Regions from separate parts of the Homo sapiens genome. Here region 2 is linked to region 1. Evidence: chromatin contacts called from ENCODE Hi-C data. All regions are on one chromosome and are shown on one strand. Each heading gives the region's core, a stretch centred on a gene start or an enhancer-like site at or near the end of the contact. The rest is flanking DNA. Distances are from core to core; before and after follow the strand shown.

Region 1 (4,578 bases), core at 1,740-4,239:
TTCATTTCTTCGTTGCTTTGTTTCTGCTTTTTGTCCAATTCTTTGTTCAAGATGCCAAGAACCTGGACACCCCCCACCAGTGACATATTTTGGCCAGCCAGCCCGGAGGAAGGGCCGCTCAGGGAAAGAGAGCCCAGAAACCTGGCATACCAGCAAAAGGAGGCCATCAAGCTTCAGATGATCATGCAACAAAGGCTCCAGCCAGTCCAGGTGAAGACACCACCCCTGGCCATCAAGAAGCTACCCTGCCTCCACTAGACAGAACAAGGTGAGGGTTCCATGATCCCCAATAAGTAGGGACTACGCCCCATGCCAGCATGAAGCAGTCCCAGGAAAAAGACCATCGGTCCCTCTGCCTCCCGTGAAGATTTACGGGGACCACAATCACATCTCTTAGCGGGGAGATGAGGCAGGAAAATAGGGGCTGGAGGCAGGAAACATAAGGCCAATTCACACTTCAGCTCTGACAGGAAATAGCTTCTCCCTGAGTACATGACATTGTAACTTTACTTCATTCTCTTCATTTACATAGGGCGTACCACAAGCAGAAGGTATTTAAACTCTCAAAAACTCTGTAATGGGGCCTTTGAGCCCCTATGCTCAGGCCTGCTCCCACACTGCAGAGTGTACTTTCATTTTCAATAAGTCACTTCATTCCTTAGGAAAAAAAAAAGCAATTAAAAAAATCAATTTACCTGTTTGTTGGTTCATAGAAAAATGTCTGGAAGGGTAAACACTAAACAATTCACATTGACCACTGGGAAATTGCGAAGGAGGAGGAGCTTCCATTTTTCGTTTTTACATTTTCTGTTGTTTGAAATGTTTACCACTAGTATGTATTATTTTGCAACTAACGAAAGGAAGAAGAAAGTGTGCAGTGAGCACCGGGAGCCCAAGGACCCAGCCCCTCCAGCTCTTGTCCCCTAATGTGGAGGCACCTCCTCTTCAGAGGCCTCCCGAATGTGCCCCTTGCACCTGGAGTCAGCTCCCTACTCCCCCTCTGTCCGCACTTCCCAAACCCACTCTGGTGATCATGGGCTTTCCTTGGCTTGGGTCTCTGGTCTGGGTCAAGGCATCTGCTCAGGTTCCTCAGTTAGAAGACCATGGTCCTCCCTCTGTGCTACCTCCCCAGGGCATGTGGGACAAAGTGACATCACATTTAGGCCTGTGACATCACAGGGCATGGATGACACAAGACAGATGATCTGGGAGATGACAGCAAGGAAGGGCTTGGCAGGCAGAGGCTTCTCCACGTGGGAACCTGAGGGAGTCTGTCCTCAGCCCACCTCCTGGGGCATTTCCTAGCCAAGCCAGGGAGCTTTCAGGATTGGAGACCTGGAAATCTCCAAGGCCATTTCCTTTTTTATTTTTTTCTAACAGAGAGGTTGTGCAAAGTGTTCTGAGAGCTGGGAGCAGAGTGTGATGCCAGGAGGGAGCACAGCTGGCAGATGGAAGCCAAAGGTGTGTGGGGAAGTGCCTTGGAGGGGAGGAAACTTCACTCGGTGCCCCTCACTTCCCTGTGATTCCCAGCAAGACAGCAGGGGAGGCGGGCTTGTGGCCTGGGGGTCTGAGAGGGCTCTTCCTTTTAGGGAGTAGAGTTTTGGTGAACTAAGCCCCTCCATTACGCTGAAGGATACTGAGGGGGCCACTGAGGAGTTGGGGGAAGGACTGGGAACAGCATGTGGGAAGAGAGAGCAAGAAAGAAAGAAATGAGGGGGTGGCTGTCGTAGTGGGGGAAGCTGACATGGCCAAGAGATGGCAGAGTCTGAGGTTTACCACTAAAGAGCTCTTGGCTACTTGTTGTGTGACTCTGGATGAGCTGCTAATAATAAAATCCACCACACAGGCTTATTGTGAAGACTAAATGAGATAAAGTTTATGAAGCCCCTAGCACAGTGCCAGACACAGCAAGAAAGCTGTTTGTAAAGGTGGCTATTTACTCTGTTCCTTGGACAATTCCAGCTGGAACCCTGTTACTTTATCTTCTATTCTGGGCATGTATAATGCAGAATTATCAGTTGTAAGCTACAAAAACCATTTCAGGAGGAGTTAAGCAGAAGGAATTTGTTTAAAAGATGTTAGAAAAGCTCGCAGGAGGTCTGAGAAGGCTGGAGAGCAAGGCTTGGAGAATAGGATGGATCAAGGGAGGCTGGAAGTAGACAGGACCATGGCCAAATATCACACCCCAGGACCAGCCCTGCACAGATTCTGCAGCCTCCCCTGAACCCCCTTCTTTCCTTCACTGCCCTGGAAGCCGGATGTGGTACCACAGCCTTTGTTGTAGAGAGGAGTTTCCACAGACCTGCCACCTCAGGACCAGTGGCTTTTTTTATTGTATTTTATTTTATTTTGAGATGGAGCCTCACTCTGTTGCCCAGCCTGGAGTGTAGCAGAGCCATCTCAGCTCACTGCAACCTCCGCCTCCCGGGTTCAAGCAATTCTCCTGCCTCAGTCTCCCAAGTAGCTGGAAATACAGGCACGTGCCACCACACTTGGCTAATTTTTGTATTTTTGTAGAGATGGGGTCCCACCATGTTGGCCAGGCTGGTCTTGAACTCCTGACCTCAAGTGATCTGCCCGCCTCGGCCTCCCAAAGTCCTGGGATTACAGGCGTGAGCCACTGCGCTCAGCCAGTGGCACTAGCTTCTGATCTGCTAGTCTACTGGGCTGCAGTGGAGATTAATGGCTGCTTGGGGCTTTTGTACCCTGGGCCAGACTCACGCACACCAGAATTTGTGTGAGGCCACAGGGGTTATGCCTCTTCTCATGCTCACAAGACTCGGCTTGGCAAGGAAATGTCCCAGGAGGTGGGCTAAGACAGACTCCCTCAGGTTCCCACATGGAGCAGCCTCTGCCTGCCAAGCCCTTCCTTGCTCTCGTCTCCCAGATCATCTGTCTTGTCAGCCTCCATGCCCTGTGATGTCACAGGCCTAAATGTGATGTCACTTTGTCCCACATGCCCTGGGGAGGTAGCACAAAGGGAGGACCATGGTCTTCTAACTGAGGAACCTGAGCAGATGCCTTGACCCAGACCAGAGACCCAAGCCAAGGAAAGCCCATGATCACCAGAGTAGGTTGGGAAGTGCGGATAGAGGGGAAGTAGTTTTTATTTTTTTCTAACAGAGAAGTTGTGCAAGGTGTTCTGAGAGTTGGGAGCAGAGTGTGATGCCAGGAGAGGGCAGAGCTGGCAGATGGAAGCCAAAGGTGTGCGGGTCACCCCTTCTGGGTGGGGACATCTGATCGACCTAGTCCATGTATGCCTGCATGAAGTGCTGGTGAGGGAGGTTGGAATTAAGTATTTGGCCATTTCGGCTTTTATAATGGGAGGTACCTTTTGCCTCCCTCAAGACTCATGTAGGGGAAAAGTTTCAGAGGCTGGGCGTCCAAAAAAACCTGACAGATGTCTACATGGAAAACCAAAATGAGTAGACAGAGGACCCTGTCCTTGAGATGCTCACAAACATGTTGGGATCAGTTATGTGGAGGATGAGTCACAGCCCTAGGGGCTGAGCTGGCAGAGAAACCCCAGGAACATGCCCCAGCCCATGGTGCACAGCCTGAGATGTCCCTGTATATTCTGGGACACCAGGGTGGCGTGGCTGGGGTGCAGATTGATGGCTGGTTGGGGCTTTTGCACCCTGGGCCAGACTCACGCACACCAGAATTTGTGTAAGGCCGCAGGGGTGATGCCTCTTCTCATGCTCACAAGAATAATGACATTGCTCAGGCTAAAAAGCCACTTTCTGGCCTATGAGGTCTCCCTTTTTGTATCTAGACATGTCTTTTCCTTATTTATTAACTTTTTTTAAGACAGGGTCTCGCTCTGTCACCCAGGCTGGAGTGCAGTGGCATGATCTCAGCTCACTGCAGTCTCGACCTCCCTGGCTCAAGTGATCCTCCCACCTCAGCCTCCTGAGTAGCTGGAACAACAGGCATGCGCTACCATGCCTGGCTAATTTTTGTATTTTTTGTAGAGATGGTGTTTCACCATGTTGCTCATGCTGGTCTTGAACTCCTGGGCTCAAGCAGTTGGCCCACCTCAGCCTCCCAAAGTGCTGGGATTACAGATGTGAGCCACCACACCTGGCCTAGTCATGCCTTACACCCATTTTGCTATGTCTATTTTTTTTTTTTTTAAAGAGACAGGGTCTTTCTCTGTCACCCAGGCTAGAGTGCAGTGGCAATATCCTAGTTCACTGCAGCCTTATATTCCTGGGCTCAAGTGATCCTCCTGCCTCAGCCTCCTGAGTAGCTGGGACCAGAGGTGCAAGTCACCATGCCCAGCTAAGTTTTGTATTTTTTGTAGAGATGAGGTCTTGCTTTGTTGCCCAGGCTGATCTCAAACTCCTGGGCTCAAGAGATGGGTCTGCCTTGGTCTCCTGAAGTGCTGGGATTACAGATGTGAGCCACTTCACCTGGCCATGTGCTTGAATTATCTTTTGCCTCTTGGGGCCTCTAGATTAGAGGATAGAACTTTCCAGGGTCAGGAGATCTGAGATGGGACTTGGAGGAGGAAAACGTGTTTGCTGTATCTCTGTGAGATCAGCTGCCTTCTCTGTCCTCTGTCTCATTCCATAT
Region 2 (4,578 bases), core at 1,521-4,020, 420 kb before region 1:
AGCAAATTCTTGAAAGCATTCGTCACTGGAACCTCCCCTCTCAGAATTACTATGACAAACTTAACCAACCACCTAACTTCCCAGATGAGGGGAAAGCATCTTGACAGCAAATGGGTTCAGTAGGTGTCACTGTGAAGCCCTGAACTGTCGTTGGTAAAGTTCCATACAGCTAAGCAAGTAGCTGGAAAGCTAAGGTCACAGAAATCTTTTAAAGCCTATTGGATGCACTTCTGCAGGAACTAAAGATCTGGGTTCAACTCCTGACTCTGTCACTTACAAGTTCTCATTAGTCCCTCTGAGCCTCAGTTCTTTATATAAAAAATGGGAGCAGACTTTTTTTTTTTCCTATCTCACAAAATTGTCATGATGGTGAAACAGACCAAAGTGTGAAGTTCTACTCAAATCTGTGTTGTGGTTGCTATTATTTGGCGTGTGCCCTTTTCCTCTTGCCCAGAATAATAAACTAGGTCCCAAACCAGAGTCCCCAAAGTGGGGCATAAAACCATACTAGAAGACCATAATGACTCCACACTCTAGCTTAGCTCTCTGATGTGTGTTCAGCTGGTCTGTTAAATTAAGTGGGGAAGGAAAAGAAAACCACCACTCAGCAGGACCTCAGCCAGCTCACACTGCTGAAACAAACTGAGGGTGAAGACAGAGTAGACTACCAGGGATGGAGAAAACTGTTATTTGCCATCTCTTTGTTGGGATGGTAGCAACGTATAAACAATCGCAAAGCCACTCCGAGGCAGGGAATGCACCTTAAGGCATCTTTTATAATTCCTTGAGCTAAAAGGAGTCATAAAGGCTCCTCAAGAACTTTCAAACACCAGCCTGGGAAATTTGAAAGGAAAGCAAAAGCATCAGAGGCAGCTCATCAATTTGGGATGAAGAACTATGCCTAAAAGGAAAAAAAAAATTTGAACTGAGAAATTTAAGGAGGACGGCTGGAAGACTCTTTTTCTTCTCTTATCTGGCGAATACCTAAAAAACCTGTATCACTTGTTTCTGGAATTCTCTGATCCTCACTAGACAGTGTGCTATGCCCTCATTACATTCTGCCCTATTGCCGTTATTGCTATTGCTTATTTAAGTTGCTAAGGGCAGGGGCTTTACATCACAACTATATCCCAGGGCCTAGAACACAAATAGGCATCTTAAACCTGTGTTCTGAATGAATGGAAGTGGTAGGGACAGGATACAGCATCAGCAGTTCACTGACTCTAGATATGAAATCAGTGCCCCAAGTATTCTTCCCATCATATCTCATGTCAAGAGCAAGACGACAAAGTCACAGAAGCCACAGGAAAATAAAATTTCCCCAGAAAGGGAGCCAAGTTGGCCAATGGCAACAGTACTCTTTCCTTGGCACAAGGGGGCGCCTGCTGCTTACTCCATCGCCAGGAGGCCTGGAGGAAGGGAGGGGCCCCCAATTCCACACCGGTTGGCTCACGAAAATTCGGTTCAAAGGCAAGCTTCTGAAAGCCCCAGACAGTAACGATAGTTTGTGAATCTAAACGTTTCCAACGTATGACTCGCTGAATCGAGAGAAATCACGGAAATGGGCATACTCAACCTCACGCGGCTACTCCTTCCCTATCCTAGGGCGAATTCACTCTTTTTTCCTCTTCCTTGGCTTCCCACGCGCATGCAGAAGAGAAGCTGGGATCAGAAAAGCACCTAACCCACCTCTGCCACTTGACCATGCTTGCATTCTTCCTTTCCTCTCTCGAGTCAAGCTCTAGCCTCAGCGACTACAGATGTGTGTAGCCCACACTTTGCTTACAGGTAAACCAAGTAAAAACAAAGCTAGTCAATTCTCCCTCTCAGCTAATTGCCCACCTCACTTCCCAACAACCCCTTTGCCAAATCACAGACTCTTAACTGGCAGGACACTTACAGATCAACTAGTTTCACTCTTCAAAAATTTTCCCGTGAGATAAATAGGCTCCAGAGATCTCATCAGACACTGTGAGGCTAGTATAATTACCATCGCCATTTTATGGATATGGAAACTGAGGCTCACTGGGGTCAAGTGACGTACCCAGGGCTACTTAAAGAGGCTGTCATGTTTTCTGCTTCTTAAACCTCACGGTACCAGCCCGCATCCCTCGCCAAAGGGTACGCGCCCTTTCCGAGCCAGGATTATGACCCAGGTCACCCAAACGCCTAGCCCAGTACTTCCATGCCGCAGCCTGCCCTTGCTAGGTATGCTTAGGGTAGTTGGGCCCTATCTGAGAATCTGGGACATCCTGTTGAACGGCAGCTCTGGACCCTCTGGGTAAGACTAACACCCCCTGCGCAGGCTGGAGAAGTCGCTCTGACCCAGGGTCCTCAGAGCCAAAGGCCTCGTGGGGGCTGCCTTCTGTCAGCCCAGCCGTGTCCGCAACCCGTTTCTGGCCGGCTCCTTTTGGACACAGTCCCTTCTGGGTACTAATCATCCACGCTCACCCCAGAGGGGCCACGGCCCAAGGACCACTCCCGAGGGAGCCTGCAGAGCCCCACCAGGCCACAGGGCCGGAAGCAGACGAGGGCGGGAGGCTGGAAAGGAAGAGGCGGCGCCCGAGGCTGCTATGGCGGAGGGGCGGGGCTCCCCGCTTCTCCGGGCGTCTGTCTCATTTCTACCGGCTTCCATTTGACAGCTTCCCTCCCGCCAGAACTCCAGGGCTCCCAAGCTGGCGCGGGGTCCTCAGCCCCTGCCCGTCCCGACCTCCCCGGCGGGGACCGAACCTCAGCTCCTCCATCCGGGGCCCACGCGGCCCGCGCCTGCGCGCTGGCTCCGCCGACGGCGTCCCCGCCCCGCTCCTGCCCGGACTTGGAGCAGCCCCGCCTCCCTGCGCGGCGGCCATGTTGACTCCGGGCGAGCGGGATGGGGGTCGCCGCTCGGCGCCTCGCCTCGTAGCACCTTCCCACCTTGGTGACACCTGAAGAGTTCTCTCGCACTTCGCTCTCCTTCAAGGCCCCCCGCCACCCCGCCTTCAAATAGTGAGCGGAGGCTGCTGTCTCAGAGTCAGTGCTCTTGCCCCAGCTCCCGCTGACGTTCACTGAGTTCCCGGTGTGGGCCGAGGCTCTTGTAGTCGGAGGCTGACCCGCAGCCTCTTCACAGAAACCAGAGCCGCGCTCTTCCTGCTGTCAGGCAACAACAGCTCAGCACAGGGCCTGACACACAATAGATGTCCTCTGAATAGCCAAAGAAAAACATTCTTGGGGTTTCTGTGGCCGGCAGCGGCACCCTGCGTCCTGGGTGTGAAGAAAGTGGGGGATCCCCCTGATTTTCCCCTCCTCTATCTACCAGAGACCTTCTGTCCTACTTTAGTCCTCAGCCCCACCTCAGGTGGCTAATGAGGATGGTGAAGAAAACCTCAGAGAACACCCTCCAGGGCTCCTTTCACCTCCCTCACCCAAGCAGTTTCTCTCATAGGAAGTGGGGCCAAAAAAAGAAGAAAAAAAAAGAGGCGAACTCAACAAAACCGTCTATTGGGGGGAGCGGCCAGTTTGTACCCTTGTAACGGAAACTGTTAGAACAACTTTGCACCCTCCTTAAAGGAAACAGATGATAAATCCTTCTCCGTTGGTGGATTTCTTGTTTCTCAGGATTCCAAAGCCTTATGTGGTTTCAGTTATCTGCCCTCCAAACGAAGCCAGGGGCCGGGTTAGCCTCTGGCCACAGCCTGGCTCAGGGAGGGGTTTATCTTCTGCAACGGCTACTCATGTGGGTGGGAACAAAGAGATGGTTGCTACCTCTCCAGGCGAAGACCAGCCCACATCAGTCTGTGGGGGCCTGGGACTGTATCTCTTGACTCTGTAACTCATTTCAGGCCCTGAGACCTAAATTGCCTTCAGATATCTGTTGTGTGCAAGGTGGAGAAAAGGCAAATCATATTTAGTCGTTGTGTGTTGGAGAAGGGGGAAAAAATGGAGTTTCATGGCCCTTCCCCCAGGTTTTTCAGTGCCACGCACTTGTTCTCAGCTCCAGAGGCCTGTGAGTAACGTGGCAAAGCCTGGGGACACACTTGTGACTGGGGCCTAAGGCTGTGACTTGAATCTCTAGAAGTCCACCATGAGGCTCCAAGCAGCACTCTCTCTGCAAAGACAAAACTGAGAAATGAACTGTCCTTGCTCTGTAAATTCACAAGGGGAAAAAAGACATGCATTCTCAGGGTTCCCTCTGTCCACATCAAATTCTCTCAAAAATCTATTTGTAAAAAGGCCAGGGGTCTCTCAAGACAAGTCAGAATGTTTTTTAAAAGCTCAGCTGTCACCCTGTAGAGGTAGAACTTTATCCAGATTTTCAGCTGTACTTTCCTGCAATTTCTCTTTTCCTTCTCTGCTACCCAACCCCCTCCTCTTCCGCTCTGTTTCCTGTTTCATTTTCTGACTTCTGCTCTGACAGGAAAACAAGGAAGCTGAATCTTGTGCTCTCAAAGCCCTGACTCCCTGGTTTCAGATTGGAAGAAGGCTAGGTGGGATAGGAGGGGATTCTGGGACTCCAAGGCTTTGAGTAGTGACGGAGGCAGCCTCTCAGTGTTCTTGTAGAGTCTGCAGCTAAGATGGAGCCTGCATCTACCCAGGGAGCCA

Evidence for each region. A loop is a pair of places that touch in the nucleus more often than their neighbours do.
Region 2: a loop to region 1 is called in a map of natural killer cell, with 5 times the contacts of the local background. The contact joins the promoter of PIGV here to the promoter of ZNF683 in region 1. A Hi-C loop is called at or near these places in 1 of 168 maps with a recorded cell type or tissue (natural killer cell).

The regions. Positions count from the first base shown.
Region 1 is chr1:26,371,161-26,375,738 of GRCh38, reverse strand. ZNF683 (zinc finger protein 683) reads left to right here and starts at 2,989. Exons shown (of 6, transcript NM_001114759.3): 1 at 2,989-3,070.
Region 2 is chr1:26,786,142-26,790,719 of GRCh38, reverse strand. PIGV (phosphatidylinositol glycan anchor biosynthesis class V) reads right to left here and starts at 2,770. Exons shown (of 4, transcript NM_017837.4): 1 at 2,452-2,770. RefSeq lists enhancers at 1,194-1,323, 2,131-2,330, 2,018-2,844, 2,891-3,330, 3,851-4,000 and a silencer at 2,631-2,840.